Regions from separate parts of the Homo sapiens genome. Here region 1 is linked to region 2. The links are chromatin contacts, found by Hi-C or POLR2A ChIA-PET in ENCODE. All regions are on one chromosome and are shown on one strand. The core of a region is the stretch at or near the end of the contact, and the rest is flanking DNA. Distances in the headings are between cores, read along the strand shown.

Evidence for each region. Hi-C counts contacts between places; a loop is a spot of excess contacts on that map. ChIA-PET counts read pairs that join two places held with the same protein, here RNA polymerase II (POLR2A). Pooled maps may share reads with other maps.
Region 1: a pooled map shows a loop between it and region 2 (4-fold over the local background). The contact joins the enhancer-like site here to the promoter of MSH2 in region 2. A Hi-C loop is called at or near these places in 3 of 50 pooled maps. POLR2A ChIA-PET finds 5 or more read pairs at or near these places in 5 of 52 experiments (BJ, Caco-2, GM12878 and 2 more).

The regions. Positions count from the first base shown.
Region 1 is chr2:47,069,861-47,072,851 of GRCh38, forward strand. All of the region lies in intron 19 of TTC7A (tetratricopeptide repeat domain 7A), which reads left to right. Among named protein-coding and RNA genes, the nearest start is that of STPG4, 84 kb to the right of the region's middle. RefSeq lists enhancers at 1-2,433, 1-391, 1,248-2,105. Within about 2 kb of position 1,736, at least 35 of the 41 ENCODE cell types and tissues checked have a DNase peak (open chromatin) inside an H3K27ac peak, as active enhancers do.
Region 2 is chr2:47,401,667-47,404,420 of GRCh38, forward strand. MSH2 (mutS homolog 2) reads left to right here and starts at 1,490. Exons shown (of 16, transcript NM_000251.3): 1 at 1,490-1,736. The coding sequence starts at 1,526. RefSeq lists enhancers at 1,177-1,226, 1,231-1,941, 1,942-2,650, 2,017-2,076.

The sequences.
Region 1 (2,991 bases), core at 486-2,985, 330 kb before region 2:
GGGACCAGAAGGCTCCTGCAGCTTCCAGCTGATTCCTGGCTTCCCAGCTGGAAAGGCTGTTACAGAATCCCAGGAATGTGCCCTGAGCTCAGAAAGAAAATTCCCAAAATAACTTCTATAAATACTTGAGGGCAGGGGTGGGGAGGGAGGGCTCAGCCTGGCCCACAGCTGGCCTAGCGCCAAGGCTGCTTCCCAGGGCAGGCCCCCCTCAAAGGAAGAAGAAGCATGCACACCCCTAGACCTTTGTGCTGCTCTGCCCTTGGAGGGCATCATCAGGCACTGAACTTATGGGCTGGGATGGTGTGCAGTGGAATTCTGAAAAGGCAAGGCCCTTTTCCCCTCATCCCCTCCCAGGCCACAGCCCCTGGCCACACACTGTGCCTCTGCAGATGACCTGGGTCCCACAGGGAGGCTCCCCACTGAGTGTGAGCCCAGACCCTAGCAAGACCTTAGGCCCCTTAGGTTCTGCACCTGCGTGGCCGTAAGAGGCAGGGCTTGCCAAGCTCCACGTGGGCAGCATCCCTGATCGGAGGTCCACATCTGTGTGTGTGTGGGTGTCTCTGGGTTCCCTGGCTCTGCATTTGGGCTACATCCTGAGCTCTGAGCCTTGTTGAGCTGCTGTCCTTTGGGGAATAACAAAGCAGGCAGGAGGCTGGGGCGCTGTCCCTCTCAGCCTGGGGAGGGGCAGGACAGGGATCACATCCATGAGCCCCACAGTAACTAAGCGTGACCTTGAGGCGGTTGTGTGGTCAGGAGGAGCTCCGCCCTCAGGGAAGGCTTCCTGGGAGAGCAGAGTCTCGAGCACTTGAGATGTGGCCACACATCCCCACTCCCTGAGATCCAGGAAGGGAGAGAAGGAGGGTCCTGAGGTGGGAATTTCTGGGGACTTCCCCCAGAGCCCTGCACCTCCCTGGAATCATGTCTGTGGCTATAACCAGCCCAAAGCGCCCCCTTGGAGGTACGATGTCTGATCACCATAAACAACTTGGACATCACTTTCGAATCCCTGTGGGCTGGCAGCACAGCCATGGCATCTCCCAAGGGACGGTCAAAAACTGGAAGCCTCTCAGCAGATCTGGTCTCCTCTCTCAGCGTGGGGCACATCCTCACCAGGATGAGGGATGGGGGATTCACTTGGGACATTTGGATGAAATTGAGATGTCAGTTCTTGTTCCCACCATCTCCCAGGAGGCCTGTTCTCTGGGAGGGTCGGGGTGCCAGGAGGATTGTCTGCAGGTCCTAGGTGCAGCGCTGGGCTCAGGGCAGAGTAGGTGAGACCTCGCATCTTCCTGGGGCTGTGTCTTGCCCAGTTGTCAGGCAGCAAACAGCGCTGAGTTGCTACCAAACATGAACTCGGCTGGTGTCAGGGGCAGGTGGCAGAAGATCCTGTTACAGGCCCTGGGCCTCTGGGCCCCAGCCTGACCCCAGCCTGGTGTCTCCTTTCAGGTTCTAAGGTCAACATCCCAGGGTGGGGGGACATGAGCCAACCCACCCTAGCCTACAGTCCTCCCCCACAGAGAGCCATGCCCTCTCCCAGCTTCTAGAGAGATCAGTCACTCCACCCGCTCCCCACCTGGAAGGACCCTCTGCTCATCTTGAAGGCGCTGCTGTTTGCTGTCTGCCCCCGCGGTGATTTTTCAAGTTGATCATTGCAGAATCCTCACAAGAGCCCCGCGAGGAAGGACTGTTTCATTGCTTTGGTTTACAGATGAGGAAACCACAGCTCAGAGAAAGTTGGCCATTTGCCCGTGGTCACAGCACTTGTCAGTGGCAGAGCTGGGATTCCAACCTGGCCAGGGCTTCCGGCCAGCAAGCCCTGAGCTTTTTCCTCCCTACAGACACACACAGGAAGTTACTGCAAACCTCCGAAACTGAGAATACACACACACACACCAGCCTGCAGACACATCTGGCCCCTTCCCAAACACCCACATACTTCTTGATATCAGGGGTTTTCAGACTTGTTTTTAGCAGTTGAGCCCATTTTTCAAACAGAATCCCATGTGGAAGCTCAATATAGAAAACTTAACGTGTGGAAGCCACTCCGGCCCTGGCCCTCTCTGGGAGGCCTTGCCGGCCTTTCCCTTCTGTCCTGTGTGGCTCCCTCCTGGGCAGAACTCACAGGGCTCAAACCCTCCATTTTTGGTGCTTAATTTTGTGTCTGGCGGCCCGTCGGCTGGCCTCCTTCCCTCCTCCCTGTGGGCCGTGTTCCATTGTGAGCTGCTGGGGTCTGGCCCTTGGGTCTGGTGTGGGTGGAACAGCTAGGCCTGGTGCCCTGCTGGCCAGCCTGGCCACTACCCTTGGTCCCAGGCAGCCCTGAGTCAGCACCGCTCCCATCTGGCGAGAGCGTAAGACCCTGCCTGAGGCTCCACCCCGCCTGCAGCCACCCTGTCCTCCCCTGGCCTCTGCACGCCTCATCCGTGTGTGTGGTTCCTTGCTACGGCTTTGCCCAGGGCTGACAGAGGCGCTGTGAGGACAGCCTCTTCCTCCCCCGCCCCCTGGCCGCAAGATCTCCAGCCAGCGCCTCTGGAGAGGGAGAGGCCTTTCCTAGGGCTTCCTGAGCGCCATCTTTCACTCCCACCGAACTGGTTGTGTTCCAAGCTCTCCGAGGACTTGATGAAACCAGGCATGCGCATCTTCCCCAGCGCGTCTCCATAGCAACAGAGGGCCTAACTCTGGGGAGCTCGCTGAGGAGGAAAATGTTCCAGCTAAAAATGTACATGGCCGTCAGTGGGCGGGCACCGGAGAGGGGGCTCCAGGCACATAGAAGGCAGCTCCCCACCCCCACTGCGGCCCCCGCCTGTCCAGGAAGTCGGTGGTGGGCTTTACCTCCCGTCTTGGAACAAGAGAAGGGCCCCCCGTGCTGTCATCTCATGCCACCCTCAGGGCTGAAACAGGGATCAGTGGGACGGCATGAAGCAACCTTTGTGGGACCTGAGGCTGAAAGGGGGCCCTGCCCTCTCCCTCCACTCACTACCCTGTCCACCCTAC
Region 2 (2,754 bases), core at 240-2,739:
GTGTAGTGGCGCGATCTTCGCTCACTGCCCCCTCCACCTCCCAGGTTCAAGAGATTCTCCTGCCTCAGCCTCTCGAGTAGCTGTGATTACAGGCGCCCACCACTATGCCCGGTAATTTTTGTATTTTTAGTAGAGACGGGGTTTCGCCATGTTGGCCAGGCTGGTCTCAAACTCCGGACCTCAGGTGATCCACCCGCGTTGGCCTCCCAATACGCTGGGATTACAGGCGTGAGCCACTGCGCCTGGCTGTTTGCTAACATTTTAAAATTTCAACCTTCCTCTTCCTTAACTGGTCTTCCCCTACCCCCCCTCAAGACGGGGTCTCTCGCTCTGTCGCCCCAGCTGCGGTGCAGTGGCGTGAACATAGCTGACGGCAGAAGACCTCCTGGGCTCAAACGATCCTCCTGGCTCGTGCTCCCAAAGTACTGGGATTATGGCGTGTGACACCACGCCTGGCGTCAAACGTTTGTCTTTTTATTTATTTTATTTTGTATTTTTTGAGACAGGGTTTTCAATCTGTCGCCCACGCTGGAGTGCAGTGGCACAATTTACGGCTCACCGCAGCCTCGACCTCCCGGGCTCAGGTGATCCTTTCGCCTCAGCCCTGCTAATATCTGGGATCACAGACGTGGGTTTTACCATGTTGCCCAGGATGGTGTCAATCTCCTGGGCTCAAGTGATCCGCCCACCTCGGCCTCCCAAATTGCTGGGATTACAGGCGTGAGCTACCGCGCCCTGCCACAAACGCATATCTTCTAACGTACCATTTCATTTACTTGCTATATTCATTATCTGAATTTTCTCATATTAGAATGTAAGCAGAATAAAGGCAGTGATTTTTCTTTTTACTGGCGATCCTCAGAGCCAAGAAGAGTCTGGGACATAGCAGGCCATATAAATGTTTTCGAATGAGTGAATCATCAACGAGTGGATGAAACGATAATGTGGCTAACAGGCAGCAGTAAGGAGGCTGTGTAGAATAAACCCGTAATCCCGATGTTGGCAGTTTGCTTAGAAAGAAAAAGGGAGGCAGTCGGAGAGGGGCACACGTTTTAACAAAATACTGGGAGGAGGAGGAAGGCTAGTTTTTTTTTTGTTTTCAAGTTTCCTTCTGATGTTACTCCCATGCTTCCGGGCACATTACGAGCTCAGTGCCTGCCGGAAATCTCCCACCTGGTGGCAACCTACCCTTGCATACACCCCACCCAGGGGCTTCAAGCCTTGCAGCTGAGTAAACACAGAAAGGAGCTCTACTAAGGATGCGCGTCTGCGGGTTTCCGCGCGACCTAGGCGCAGGCATGCGCAGTAGCTAAAGTCACCAGCGTGCGCGGGAAGCTGGGCCGCGTCTGCTTATGATTGGTTGCCGCGGCAGACTCCCACCCACCGAAACGCAGCCCTGGAAGCTGATTGGGTGTGGTCGCCGTGGCCGGACGCCGCTCGGGGGACGTGGGAGGGGAGGCGGGAAACAGCTTAGTGGGTGTGGGGTCGCGCATTTTCTTCAACCAGGAGGTGAGGAGGTTTCGACATGGCGGTGCAGCCGAAGGAGACGCTGCAGTTGGAGAGCGCGGCCGAGGTCGGCTTCGTGCGCTTCTTTCAGGGCATGCCGGAGAAGCCGACCACCACAGTGCGCCTTTTCGACCGGGGCGACTTCTATACGGCGCACGGCGAGGACGCGCTGCTGGCCGCCCGGGAGGTGTTCAAGACCCAGGGGGTGATCAAGTACATGGGGCCGGCAGGTGAGGGCCGGGACGGCGCGTGCTGGGGAGGGACCCGGGGCCTTGTGGCGCGGCTCCTTTCCCGCCTCAGAGAGTGGGCGGTGAGCAGCCTCTCCAGTGCGGAGGCACGGGGGCGGAACGTTGGTGCTTGTGCGGATTCCGCCGTCCCCAGGTTCTGCTTGGCTCCGGAGGGACGCCCCCCTCAGCCCTGAAACCCGTGCCTCTCCAGCCGCCCCGGATCTGAACTTGTGATCACGGAGTGTTTACGTCGTGCCAGGCATTTTAATGCATTGTTCTAGTTCATTTTCCAGCAGTCGCATTCCTCGCCTTGGCCCTACATGTAGCGCTCATTACAAACACGGCCAGAATCTCTTATTAACAAACAGCAGCCAGGAGTGAGATTTAAAATAGACTGGGGGTTTAGGAGACCCTTTTATGACACGTAATTCTGCTCCCACGACGCTCCCATTTATACCGCCGGTCCAGCTAAGGGTCTGGTAATGGAGCGCCGTTGAAGAGCAGTATGATGAAGTGGTCAGGACCAACGGACTCTGGAGCTGGGCTGCTTGGGATCAAGTCGCTGCCCCTCTGCTTATTAACGTGTGACCTTGGGCCAGTCATGGACGCTATCTGCTTCAGCTCAGCATTCAGTGCTCTCCGTCACCCGACCCCATCTATCCAGGATTATCTCTCCCTGGAAAGCTACAAACGTCTCACCCTATGTGGGCCAAATGTTCTGGATAGGCCTAGTTAACCTCTTCTCTCCCTGTTTTCTTTGCGCTTTCTTGCAGCTATGTAGTTATGCTAATGAAAAGAGCATCCTAGGGGGAGCAGAGTTGTGGATTCTAGTCCTGACTAGAGGACTAGTGCAAATGCGATACTCCTGATGAAAAATGTTTCATTCGTTAGATATAAATGTGTTAGGCAGGGTTATGGACACTAGATGAAAAAAGAAATACCTCTACTTTCATAGAGATCACTATTGGACAGCAAGGCAGAAATAATTACAATTCAAGTTGGAGGCTTATGGAGGTGAGCT